Linked DNA regions of Homo sapiens: region 2 is linked to region 1. A link is a contact called in ENCODE Hi-C data. All regions are on one chromosome and are shown on one strand. The core of a region is the stretch at or near the end of the contact, and the rest is flanking DNA. Distances in the headings are between cores, read along the strand shown.

The links. Hi-C counts contacts between places; a loop is a spot of excess contacts on that map. Pooled maps may share reads with other maps.
Region 2: a pooled map shows a loop between it and region 1 (7-fold over the local background). The contact joins the promoter of SPMIP4 here to the promoter of BBS9 in region 1. A Hi-C loop is called at or near these places in 3 of 50 pooled maps.

Annotation. Positions count from the first base shown.
Region 1 is chr7:33,126,390-33,132,925 of GRCh38, reverse strand. BBS9 (Bardet-Biedl syndrome 9) reads right to left here and starts at 3,362. Exons shown (of 23, transcript NM_198428.3): 1 at 2,885-3,362. RefSeq lists enhancers at 3,300-3,409, 3,900-3,949 and a silencer at 3,460-3,759.
Region 2 is chr7:25,178,057-25,184,592 of GRCh38, reverse strand. It overlaps SPMIP4 (sperm microtubule inner protein 4), which reads left to right and starts at 4,239. Exons shown (of 10, transcript NM_138811.4): 1 at 4,239-4,931; 2 at 5,261-5,418. The coding sequence starts at 5,285. The region is part of intron 1 of LOC124901603 (a long non-coding RNA gene); the gene reads right to left. RefSeq lists silencers at 4,004-4,393, 4,454-4,733.

The DNA of each region.
Region 1 (6,536 bases), core at 2,113-4,612:
TTAAAAAAAGAACAATAGCAAATTAAATTCAGAAGGTCAGCAAAATAAATTCTGCCCTTTCTCCTGGAAGACATCCCAAGTCATCAAGAAAATGAAAAATTAGCCATAAATTGAGACACAAATAAAATGCTAATCTGTATTCCAATCTAGGAAAGATATAGGCCTTGACATTGAGATATTAAGATAAGCAGGTAGGTGTGGGAGGTCTGGTACTGACAGGTTAGGAAAGATGGTAAGGAACAATAGTAATAAAACATTTTTTGGTCATGAAACCTGGCTTTTGGGTTACAAAATAAACAAAAAGTGTTTTAAATAACAAAAAATAAAATATGTATACAATGTTTTTTTAATTCAGTTTAGTTAACTGTCTTGAATAAGGAACCGAGGTTTGCATTTTATCCCCTTTTCATTCAGTGTTGATTTCCAGTTGCTCACTGATTTGTCTTTAAGTAATTGGAAAATAAAAACCAGGTTTTTAATGACTTCGCCTTAAAGGAAAGTATCTACTAATCATTTACTAAAGCCAGTCAGGATTCTAAATGCTTTGCAAGCATTCTATTTTGATATTCATAACAAAACTACAAAGTAAATTGTAGATACTATTATTCAGGTATCCTTGAATACAGAGAAGTTAAGAAATCCGTGCCAGTGGTCTCACTAGTTAAGTGATGTGCGGTACCTAAACCCAGACTGTCTACTCCAGAACCCTAAACAAACGGCCTATGCACACGCCCCTCCATGTAGACTATAAAAGCAATAGCTCTATTCACACTAATTCTAAACACTACAAGTTCAAACTACAGGCAAGTATGTCATAAATTTGATTAAATTGTTAAAGGATGATTAGAAGACAATAATTTGAAGGTTGTAACAGGTGCAGTCCTATAAACAGGCATAACAGATTAGTTTCTAATGCCTTATTAGAATAATAAATGGGAGATAATCTCCTTATCCCCTAAACTCCAGAAATTCTCTTCTATACTCTTCACTTGACACTTTTTTGTTTTGAATACTTTTTTTTCTACAACAAGTTTACTCAGATTTAGGTTTCATTTAAGAGGTGGCTGACCTTTTTTTGCTGACCTTCTGAATTTAATTTGCTATTGTTCTTTTTTTAATATTTTAAAAAGTTTTAATAATTTTTATTTTTTCTGCCATGCTCGGCAAAGACGAGGTCTCACTATGTTGCCCAGGCTGGTCTTGAACACCTCATTGACCTAGTCCTACAATATGATCAGCTGTGAAAACAATAACCCCAAAGAATGCTGTGGAAAAAACATACAGGTTTGAAGGTCAGTTCTGGAAACAGACCTTGCAGCTGTTGTTCATTTTCAGAGCTTTGCTTTCTCCAGGTTATGCCAGTGTCACACCAAATTTAAGAAAGTAGAAATCAGGTCTTCCAGTCAAAGAAAGATGACAAATGCATGTAGTGTTCAAAAGAAGTATACTGCTTTTGAAGGCAATAATACAAGGGCTCACTGTTGGAATTTTCAACAAAAGACTCAAAGGGCAAAATAACACAAAATTTGGAGTAGGACAGCTCTGGGTGCACTTTCTGACCACGTTACACTACATGATCTTAAACAAGTCCCTTATCCTCTAGTATCTCAATTGTTCTAGGGTGGAGGAGGATAAAATGGCTCAACCCATAGCAAGTACTCAATAGATGTCAGTAATAACCCAACAGTAGAAACAGTGCTAGTAGGAGAGACAGTGGTAGTAGTGGTAGTTGAAAGAGACGGTGGTAGTGTGTTCTGTGCAAGACACAATTACGAATGCCAAACTCACCCTCTGGACCGAAATTTTAAATGGGACTCACAAAGACTGATAGTAATCACTAATGGAAATGTTATTAACCAGCAGGGATGTTTTATAATAATTTCATGTATTTTAATAATTTTCAAAAATATTTCAAAGTATTCTAAAGCGTAAGACTTACTACATCCCTCAAAAGGTGTAAAAGTTTTAAAATTACTATATATACTATTGCTGTTGGATTTTTTCCCTTCAGTGAGCATTTCTATCAAGAAGTTGTACCATAAATATAAGTGTATAGTTGTAATTTAACCACGACAATTACACACAAGGAAAAATCCCTTAAACTCTGACAAATAACTTGTAACTTATTTTCAAAATAAAGTTTTTTAAAATTCTTCTTTAAAAACTTCTGGGTTTTCTAGTTTTTTTTTTAATTCTTCCGTATATTCATGAAAAAAATCTCAGTAATTGTTTTCTTTATAAAATGCTAATAAGTTAGAAAATCTTTCTCTGAATGCTGGCCAACTTAAGACCCATAGCTTATCCTGCAGCATCTTTCAAGTTGTTTATCAATGAGGACATGTAAGATGTGTATACCTGTAAGATACGGTTTCATTTTTAAAGTAAAAGTGAGATACCCAAAAAAATACATTTCTCCAGGAAATTGAAGTCAAAGGCAGGATTTGACTGGCAGGAGGTGCTGATAAAATCAGCGCAGCTCATCTAAACTGTTGTGGTCTCCAAGTAACAAGAGGAGAAACAATAATCCTATTACTAGAAGGATTGGGGGTATTAGTACATGCATCCTACTTCAGTCGTAGGCTGGGAACTGCTTTGCCCATTTACTCACAGACCTGTTGAAGTGTCTCAGGAGGATGCTCATGCTCCAAGTGACATTCCTCAATGGAATCCTTAAAAATTCTCATCCCTTTTTTCTCAAAAGTACTCACAGAATCTCATACACTTTGTGCTCCTAGTGTTTGTTTATTTCAGTGCAAACATCTAAGAAATCAATCACCTTACAGACTCCAAACCATTATACTGCATTAGAGAATCTTGTTCACAAAATAAAACATGGAAAGGGTATTCATGTACCCGAAGTTTAACAACAGACATACCATCTTACCTGATGCCACGTCAGATGAGCTCTGCCCCACCTTTCTGCGAACCCTCGTTCGGCAAATTTTGCTTTATGAACGCCTGACAAGGTCCCAGTGATGGAGCAGAGGGAGCAAGAACGGACGGTGCAGAGAAAAGCAACCTTTAGCTTCACTATTCCCTCTCGTCCTCCAGCTGAAAGTTGTTCCACGTCCCGGGCAAAGAGAGAGCCCCACCAGGCAGCACCACCAGCTCCACAGAGTTGGAGTGATTCCCCCAAGAAGCTCCCCTGCGCCCCCCGTCACCCCCAGAGACCAGCAGAGGAAACGGCATCTATCCCTTGGAAGACACTAGGCAGGCGAGAACAAATGCAAGTCCTGCTGCTCACACCGAGGAGGAAAGGATGGAGGAGGCGGTGAATGGGATGTAGCAGAAACCCGACGGCCGCAGCGGAAGGGACACCTCCCCTCTCCAGCCTAACTCTGAGCCATCTTCGCCCTGTTGTCATAGCACTTACAACGGACGCCACTGCGCAGGTCACGCCGTGCCGCGCCGACTTCTGGGGGCTGGAGTCCAGAGAGGCTGAGGCGCAAAGGCGGGGACCGACTTCTGAGAGGGCCGCGGTTGGAATTAGATTGCTACTGGGGCGGGGCTCGAGTGAACCACGGCCTGGTCCTCATTAGCAGAGAGTGATAATTACTGCAATCCTCTGCCCTGTCCTGGCAGCAGTTCCTTAAGGAAGACCCTCCTCCTGCCTGGGCTCCGGGGGCAGGCCACGCCCCCCCGGCCGCGTGACCGCCCTCTCCCCTCGGTGCGTGTGGGTGGGGCCTAGTGGGGGCGGGGCGTCACTGGCTTGTCCATGGTGCTCTGGGATCCTGCGCTTCTGAGAGTCCCAATCGCGGTGTTTTTTTCCTGCCGGGACACTCATGAGGGCCCCGTCCATGCACCGCGCGACCGTGGCGAGGGTGGTCGCGGTAGCGAGCGCCAGCGTGTGCGCCCTGGTGGCGGGGGTGGTGCTGGCCCAGTACATATTCACCTTGGAGAAGAAGGCGAGGCGGAAGACCAAGATCATCGAGATGATGAAGCTTTTGAACAGTTTCCAGTTTTTCCTTTTTTTACTATTTGAAACAGCGCTGCTTTGAAGTTACTTGTGCCTGCGTCCTGATACACATGTGTTAAATATATTTTCCGTATATACCTTAGAGTGCATTTCCTGGTATATGGGATTGGATCTATGTCTTCTTTTGTTTTTTACTTATTTTTTTTTAATCTTTACATTCAAATTCAATGTAGCCAACCTTGAAGTTTTTCTTGTTTGCTTTTTTCAATGGATTCTAGTGTAGGCTTTAAATTTCCAGTATTTCACCATCAATCCACAAATCCACATTCCCAGTAGAAAATACCATTCTAGTTTTAGTTTTTTGGGTTTTGGGTTTTTTTTTTTTTTTTAACTGAGACTGGGTCTCCCTGACAGGGTCGCCTAGACTGGAGTGCAGTGACAGGATCACTGCTCACTGAAGCACTGAAGCCTCAGCCTCCCGGGCTCAAACGATTCTCCCACCTTAGCCTTCCTAGTAAGCTGGGACTACAGGCACAGACCACCACACCTGGCTAATTTTTGTATTTTTTGTAGAGATGGAGTTTCGCCATGTCCAGGTTGCTCTCGAACTCCTGGGTTCAAACGATCCACCCACCTCAGTCCCCCAAAGTGCTGGGATTGCTGGCGTGAGCCACCGCGTCCGGCCTCAATATTTTTAAAAATGACCTTTCAGTCAAAGCCTTGGTAATATAACCAGTTTCCAATTGTATTCTGCTATACAGAGAGAGCAGATTTTTATTAGACTTATTGAAATGACCATATTACCATAAGAAGACTCACAAATGGTTTTCTAATTATGGAGGAATCAAGTAAAGAGAAAAAAAGTTTTTATCTTTTTTTACACAAGTATACTCTATCAAATTGCTGTAAATTATAAATAGCTTAAAAGACAAGATTTTCTTAAATCTGGAAAAAACTATTTGAGTAAAGAACCAACAACATTTGAAATAATATCATAAAAACATTGTCTTCATTAGTTAAACTCACGTAATTAATTCTTGTTCTGCCTGATCTTGATTAATAGTTTCATGAACCCACTTTTTTATTACAGTTCTGGAAATTGTTATATTGTCCATTGATCTTCAAGTTGTTAGAAACCCAAATCTAAGAGTATATTTTAGGGCCAGGCACAATGGTTCATGCCGGTAATCCCAGCAATTTGGGAGGCCAAGGCGGGAGGATCATTTGAGGCCAGGAGTTGGAGAAAAGCCTGGCCAATATAGTGAAACCCCATCTCTACTAAAAATACAAAAAATTAACCCAGCGTGGTAGCGCATGCCTGTAATCCCAGCTACTCAGGAGGCTGAGGCATGAGAATCACTGGAACCAGGGAGGCAGAGGTTGCAATGAACCAGGATCGTGCCACTGCACCCCAGCCTGGGCATCAGAGCAAGATTGTCTCAAAAATAAATAAATAAAAATAAAAGAGTACTTGTTAGAATATTTTCCAGGAGTCTGTTTTTTAAAAAAGAATTCAAAACAATAATATGGATGACAAAAACTTAAAATAGCCATGGTTAAAAATCTGATGAAGTTAACAACTGAGAAGAACATTTATTTATTGCTATTATATACAGTATTTTAAGATAACCAGAATTATGACTGGTAATATAATACATTTGTACGAATTTTTTTTAAAGATGGGGTCTTGCTCTATTGCCCAGGCTAGAGTGCAGTGGCACATTCATAGCTGACTGCAATCTCAAACTCCTGGACTCAAGCAATCCTTCTGCCTCAGCCTCTCAAGTAGCTGGGACTACACGTTTGTACCACCATGCTTGGTTTTTTTTTGGTTTTTTTTGTTTTTGTTTTGTTTTGTTTTGTTTTAATAGAGACAGGGTCTTGTTTTGTTGCCCAAGCTGGACACAAATTCCTGGCTATAAGTAATCCTCTGACCTCAGCCTCCCAAAGTGTTGGGATTATAGGCATGAGCCATCATTCCCAGCATACTTGTATGGACTTATATAATTTTTCAAACATTCATATAAACAATATTCCCATAAATGCAAATAAAAGAAAAATCTAGTATCAGTTATCGTTTGACAATATTTCTTATAAAATTTACCAAATAACCCAAATCATTTAATACCTCTAAAAGATGAGAAAGATATGTTTTAATGCTTTCCAGGAGTCCAACTGGAAAATTCCAAAGTTAATTCTACATTTAAAAAACTTAAATTGGAATTTGATTTTGAGGAAGTTTTTAAAGGGCTCAAAACACTGTATCAATACAGAATCACAAGTTACTTGTGAAATAAGTCATTTATATAACCAGAGTGATAATCAAAAGGCTTAAAAAGCCATACAAATAATTACATTAAAACTATCTTAACCATTTTAAACTTCAGGTTAAAAAAAAATCAAATCTAATAAAAGCAACACAGGAAATTATGTTGATAAAATGTATAATCTTCCTTAGGCCAGGTACCAAAAAAGTAAAGAAAAACTTTCTGCAATGTGATTGTTTCTCCTTTTGGGGAGCTCATTTAGATAACCTGGAGGTCGAATCTGATGAAAAGGGTACTTGAATTTAATCAGATACAGGAAGATGTGTCCCAGGTCATGATTATAACAATTCACA
Region 2 (6,536 bases), core at 2,990-5,489, 7.9 Mb after region 1:
AGGTTTAAGATTAGAGAGAAAAAGGCTACCCAGAAGGAACTCAAATTCATGGGACAAAATGTTAGAATATCCATGTAGGAAGATGCAAAGAAAGATAAAAGGAAAGATGCCAGGGAGGCCACAAGGACAAACAACTGCATGTAACCAAGGGCACATGGCCGGGTCACCTCGCTAAAGGGTCCTGATGATCATGTTTCTAAATAGAAGAACCTTACATTGCTTTTCAGACATTTCCAAGGGAATGATATCAGAAGCACAAGAGTCTTGGTTAGGTGACCATGGACCCCTACAGCAAGAGTGCTGGCCCCAGTCGAGCACTTACCTCACTGATTATGACTCTCCATGGCTCCATGTCCCCATAGATTGTAGGTGCTAGGACAACCCCTGATGCATTCTAGGTAACTGTTTACTAAATAGCACATTTTATAAATGTGTGCATCAACGTCACTTCAGTGTTCACTACTAAATGACCACCTAGTTCCTTAGCTACTCAAGGCAAAAAAAAAATTATTATTGTTTTTCACACAGTAAATTTTTTATTGGAGGAGGAGAACATCTAAAATCTACATTCTTAGAAAAATTTTAGTATGCAATACAATATTATGAATATTATAATCCTTGTGCTGCACATTACATTTCTAGGCTTATTCAATTGATCATAGTTGACATGACTACAACCATAAAGACTGTTGAGATTACAATGCTCTTTAAAAATAACCCTCTTCAAGAAAAAAATTGAAATGACACCCACAAAAAAGCTGATTGCGTTTTTATAATAAACAACTATGAAAGAAAGAAAATATGTTTTGAGAAGAATTTAAAGTACTGAACTTAGGTTAAATTATTTAGTACCAAAAAAGTATTAAAGTGTAATTTAACTCATTTGTAGTTTAAAGTCAGCAGAATATACATACTTTTAATTGTCATCCTACTAAGAAGATACATATACTGAAATCAACAAGGCTTTAAGTTTTTCAATTTTTAAAGATGCATATTTTAACGTTACTGAGACACTTTCCAACACATCTTCTAAGCAAGGCACCAGACTCCAAATTGTTTTTTCATGTAAAAAATATTCACTGGGCCGGGTGCATGACTCACGCCTGTAATCCCAGCACTTTGGGAGGCCAAAGCAGACGGATCACCTAAGGTCAGGAGTCTGAGACCAGCCTAGCCAATATGGCAAAACCCCGTCTCTACTAAAAATACAAAAAATTAGCCAGGCGTGGTGGCGAGCACTCGTAATCCCAACTACTTGGGAGGCTGAGGCAGGAGAATTGTTTGAACCGGGGAGGCGGAGGTTGCAGTGAGCCAAAATCACACCATTGTACTCCAGCCTGGGCAACAGAGACTCTGTTTCAAAAAGAAAAAAAAAATCATGTTCCTGGTCTCTTCATTCATTTTACTGGTCTCTATAACAGACTTAAAAGAAAGGTTATAGACTGTAATTCATGCTTTATGTTATTATCTACCTCCTACTTATTCTTTACCTGAAGGTGAAAGGTCTAACTGTGATTTGGAATTGTCATCAACCCACAGTATTCTAAGCATATATTATTTTCATTGCCAAATTTCATCTTCCCTGCTTGAAGGATTACTAGCAAAATGAGGTGGTGACAAGATCAACATGTGAGAAGTCAAAAGAAGGCAATCTGAGGCTACTGGCCCCCTGGCCATGTTATACCTAAGAAATTCGTCACTTGAGCATCCCTGGGTAGGAGGCTACTTTGTGTTGTTGAGATCACATCCTGGCTGAGATGGAGTGAGTTAAATCACAAAAGCTAAGAGTAACGAGTGTTGGTCAAACAAATAGACCCAATCCTGATATCCCTGAAAATTTCAGATGGAGAAGCATTTTCAAAGAAAACAATTGTTTTACAACGATCTGACAATGAATTTTTCTTGCCGGTACATTTTATTTGAAAAACGATAAAGATAAAAATAATTACATTTATCTGCCTTTTACACTCATCTGACCTAAAATAAAATTTCAAATCCCCTAGAACCTGGAGGCTATCACATGGCATATCCTGATCATTCAACCTGGAGTTGACACACTTTCTCCGGTGTCACTACCATCCATGTACATACATGGCTAGTGATGCATCTTCATCAGATGCCTCTGATTAAATCTATCATGCTCAGTTATTCCTCCCAGGAAGAATCAAGCCATGGGAAAATAGGACTAAGGTTGAGGATGAGAAAAAGGTGAAGTATAGAAAGTACTGGAAGACTGGGGACATGAAATGGGCTGGGGAGACAAGGAATTTAATGGGAGATCCTGAACACAGAGGAGCAGAAAAGGGGCAAAAGCTTACAATGAACTACCAGAAATTGGAGGGGAAATAAAGATGTCAAAGATAAAAGCCAGTTTCACCTAATACACAACTCTGTCTCCAGCAGGATCTATTCCTCTAGGCTTAGTGGGTGGTAACTACTGGAAGGTCGGCAGAGGTGCAGGAACTAAGAAATAAACCAAGACTACAAAATTACCACTGTGCCTACTTCAATACACCTTTCTTCCCCCACTCCAGGTAACACTCACATAGAAGGCACAGCACAAAATGAATGCCCACTGGTTGGTTAGTAGAAAGTTGTAAAGTAGGCAGAGAATAGCAAAGGCACCATCATACTGTTACCAAGCAAAGGAGGCTCGCTGCCCGAGGCACTAGAAGTCAATACTATAACACTGGGTTTTTGATAAAATAAAAACTTTTATTGCATGTCAACCAACAAAGAAATAGGAAGTCCAGCTCAAATCTGTCTCCCTGTGCTGGCTTTAGGACAATTATTTTATTAGAAATGGTTTTGAGTGTGGATTCTGGGATTAGCAGGTGCTTGGTGGAAGGAAAGAGGAAGTCTGGAAAGTCCTTGCGCATGTGCTCTTATTTCTTCATGCTACCTAAGGGTTCCACGTGCAAATTCAGTGAGGAGTTAGTATGAAACATGGCAGTAGAAATTCAGCTGTAAGGTCAGCAAGCTGGATCTGTGCAGACTCTAGTTGGCCTTATATGTTCCAGTGGATTTCAGCCAGTTTTATTAACCTACAAGCCCAGGCATTTCAGCATTTCAGCAATTTGTTTCTTTTATCTGCCATCCTGTAAACTCAAGAATTTCTATGACTGTTTTCTTTAACTCTTTGGCACACAGTTTCAACGCCCTTCTTCTCAGAGGTGGTCATTCTCACCCTCACCTTCTGGTTCCTGCAGGCTCATTTCTAGCCTCCCACACTGTATTAGTCTTTTCTCACAATGCTGTAAAGAACTGCCCAAGACTGGGTAATTTATAAACGAAGGAGGTTTAGTTGACTCACAATCTCACATGGCTGCGGAGGCCTCAGGAAACTTACAATCATGGCAGAAGGCCACGGAGAAGCAGTTACCTTCTCCACAAGGGGGCAGGAAGGAAAAGTGCTGGGAGAAGGGAGAAGAGCCTCTTATAAAACCATCAGATCTCGTGAGAATTCACTCGCTATTACGAGAACAGCATGGGGGAAACTGCCCCCATGATCCAATTACTTCCACCTGGTCTCTCCTTTGACAAGCGGGGATTATGGGTATTACAATTCAAGATGAGATTTGAGTGGGGACACAAAGCCTAACCATATCACACATATACACACAACCTAACCTCCTCACATCCCATTCCTTGATGGGGTGGCAGGTGGCGAGGGGGGGGTGACATCCCTTATTGTCAGCCATCACAGGAACTCATGACCCTGTAGGTGCAGATTCATGGCTCACATTTGTATCTTTTGGGGAAAACTGAGGTAATCAAGGTGGGGCTAGGCCCTGGGGACGAGGCAAGTAAAGGACTTTGCCATGTCCGCACCCACCAGGGAAGGAGCAGAGACTCTGTTAGGGCGCCATGCCAGGGGCTGCAGTTTCAGAATCCTGCAGACTCCACCCTCTATCTGGCCACACTGTCCCCAATTTTTGCGAGGTGACCTGGGGAGGGAGGACAGGTCGGATGCTCCGACCTCACCAGGGACTCCACTGGACCGGAGCTCTTCCTCCTCCGCCCAGTCCACATGAGAGAGCTCCCTGGCCGGCCCTGAGACAGCTCCAGACCTGGTAGCCCTGGAAAAAGAAACTGGTATCGCCATCGCCGCCGCCGCTAGAGGGCGCCTGGGGGCGGGGCGCGGGTGGGGCAAGGCGGGGTCCGACTGGAGGCAGGGCGGTGAGCCGAGAGGGGCGGGGCAAGGGACCGGGAGGCGGGGCCAGGGGTCGCAAGGCGGAAGAGCCCCTCTCGCCTCCGACCCGGCGCCTCGCACTCCGTTCACTCTCGGTTCCTCTTCGCATTCTTGCCAGTCCCGTAGCGCTGGGCTGGTTTCCTCCGAGGTCTCTAAGAGCCTCCTACTGCGCCCCGCTCGCCGCCCGGAAGCCCCCAGCCCCTCAAGGACGCATCACCTAATGCCGCGGTCACGGCCACCGTCACAAGCGCCCCCAGCCCCACCCCACCCCGGCCTGCCCGCCGTCCTTCTCCCGCCCCCGCCCCTGCCTGCCAGCTCCACCGGGCCGTAGGTGCGGACGACCTCAAAATTCCTCGGCCCGCGAAGGCCGCCAGCTGCGGGGAGGGGAGGGGAGGCGCGGTCCCGCAGCGCCCCCAGGCTCATGTCCCAGGTATGTCCAGACCCCCGAGGCACCGCTTGCAGGGCAGTGACAGCCCGTGAGGCTCGGCCTCGACCCCTGGCACCCTTGGTCCCAGCTACGCCGGCTCCTGGCCTTCCCCCAAGTCCGAGAGAGAGGTGGGATTCTCCCCGACGCAGTTGGAAACCGGGAATCCCCTTTAGGGTCCCGTTCGTGCTGCACTACTGACTCCACCATCTGCAAAGGGATTCTTGTCCAGAATCCCCGAAGGCTTTAGGACAGCGCTTATTTTGTTGAATGAAGAGTCTCTAATTTTCGGAAAGACCACAGGCTAAAAGTCAAGTGAGTTTTCTTGAATAGTTATAGTTAAATTTAAGGCAGGAATTGAATGTCAGTTGATGGCCACAAAGTAGCGGACTGGTACGAACCTACTGGATGATCATTCTGGTGACTACTTGGAGGCACCGTCCACTTTGTGGATTTGTTTCAGTTGAAATTTATTTCCATAGAACTTATTTAGGTCTCTATTTATTACTGATTTGACGGCTTTCAGTGCAGAGGGAAGCCTGTGACGTCTGTGCAGCGTCAGGTTGAACAATTTAGCAGTGTAAAATGTGTTTTCTGCCTGCCTTGACTCGACAAGCCAAATGTGCCCTCCTTTTCTTTTCCAGGTTGTGCCTTTTTAGCCAAGAAGCATGGAAGTCATTCACGGCAGGCCCTACTGTTGCAGGGAGCTTGAAGGAGCTGACATACTGTCCAACACCTTTTACTCTAATGAATTGCACAACCCCCTCCAGACGGTTACTCGCCCAACTGCCTCAGAGGACAGGTAAAACAAAAACTAGAAAAAGCAAACAAGAAAAAGCAGTTTTAATGTATTCGTGTATTTTATTATGTGAGGAAAAACATTTATTGTTCTGGGGCTCTTCTGTTTCTTGTTTGTTTGTTTGTTTGTTTGTTTTTGAGACGGTGTCTCGCTCTGTCGCCCAGGCTGGAGTGTAGTGGTGCGATCTCGGCTCACTGGGACCTCTGCCTCCCAGGTTCAGGTGATTCTCCTGCCTCACCCTCCAGAGTAGCTGGGATTACAGGCATGCACCACCATGCCCAGCTAATATTTTTGCATTTTTAGTAGAGACAGGGTTTCACTATGTTGGCCAGGCTGTTCTCAAACTCCTGACCTCAAATGATCCACCCACCTCGGCCTCCCAAAGTGCTGGGATTACAGGCGTGACCACTGCGCCGGGCCGGGGCTCTTCTGCTTATCATATAATAGGGAAGGCAAAACGTGGCAATTATCTGAACCTTCAAGTGTCTGTAAGGAACTCGAGAAGTAAGTGGCTGTCTACTATAAAAGCCACACATCAAATTCATCCACTACATTCTAAAATCTTAGAATGGTCCGTTCCTTCATTGGGAAATTAATATGTTGTAAGCAAAGACTTTTATAAATAGTACTGTATTGGTTCCCTAACATGCCCTTCTACCATCTGCCCAAAAATACTCCCAGAATTTGCTGCTTATACTTGTGTAAATTTTTGCTTCACCAAATTCCCTGTAACACATTAATTATACATTATGATTTAATTTATGAAAAGCAGTTTGGTGATTTCTCAAAGAACTCAAAACAGAATTACCATTTGACCCAGCAATCCCATTATTGGATTCTAAGTTGTTCTTATAAGTTGTTCTATCAAAGGAATATAAGTTGTTCTACCATAAAGACACATGCACAAGTATGTTCATCACAGCACTATTCACAATAGCAAAGACATGGAATCAGCATAAATGACCATCAGTGGTTGACTGGATAAAGAAAACATGGTACATATACACCATGGAATACTATGCAGCCATAAAAAAACGAGATCATGTCCTTTGCAGCAACGTGGATGGAGCTGGAGGCCATTATTCTAAAGCAAACTAACACGGGAACAGAAAACCAAATAT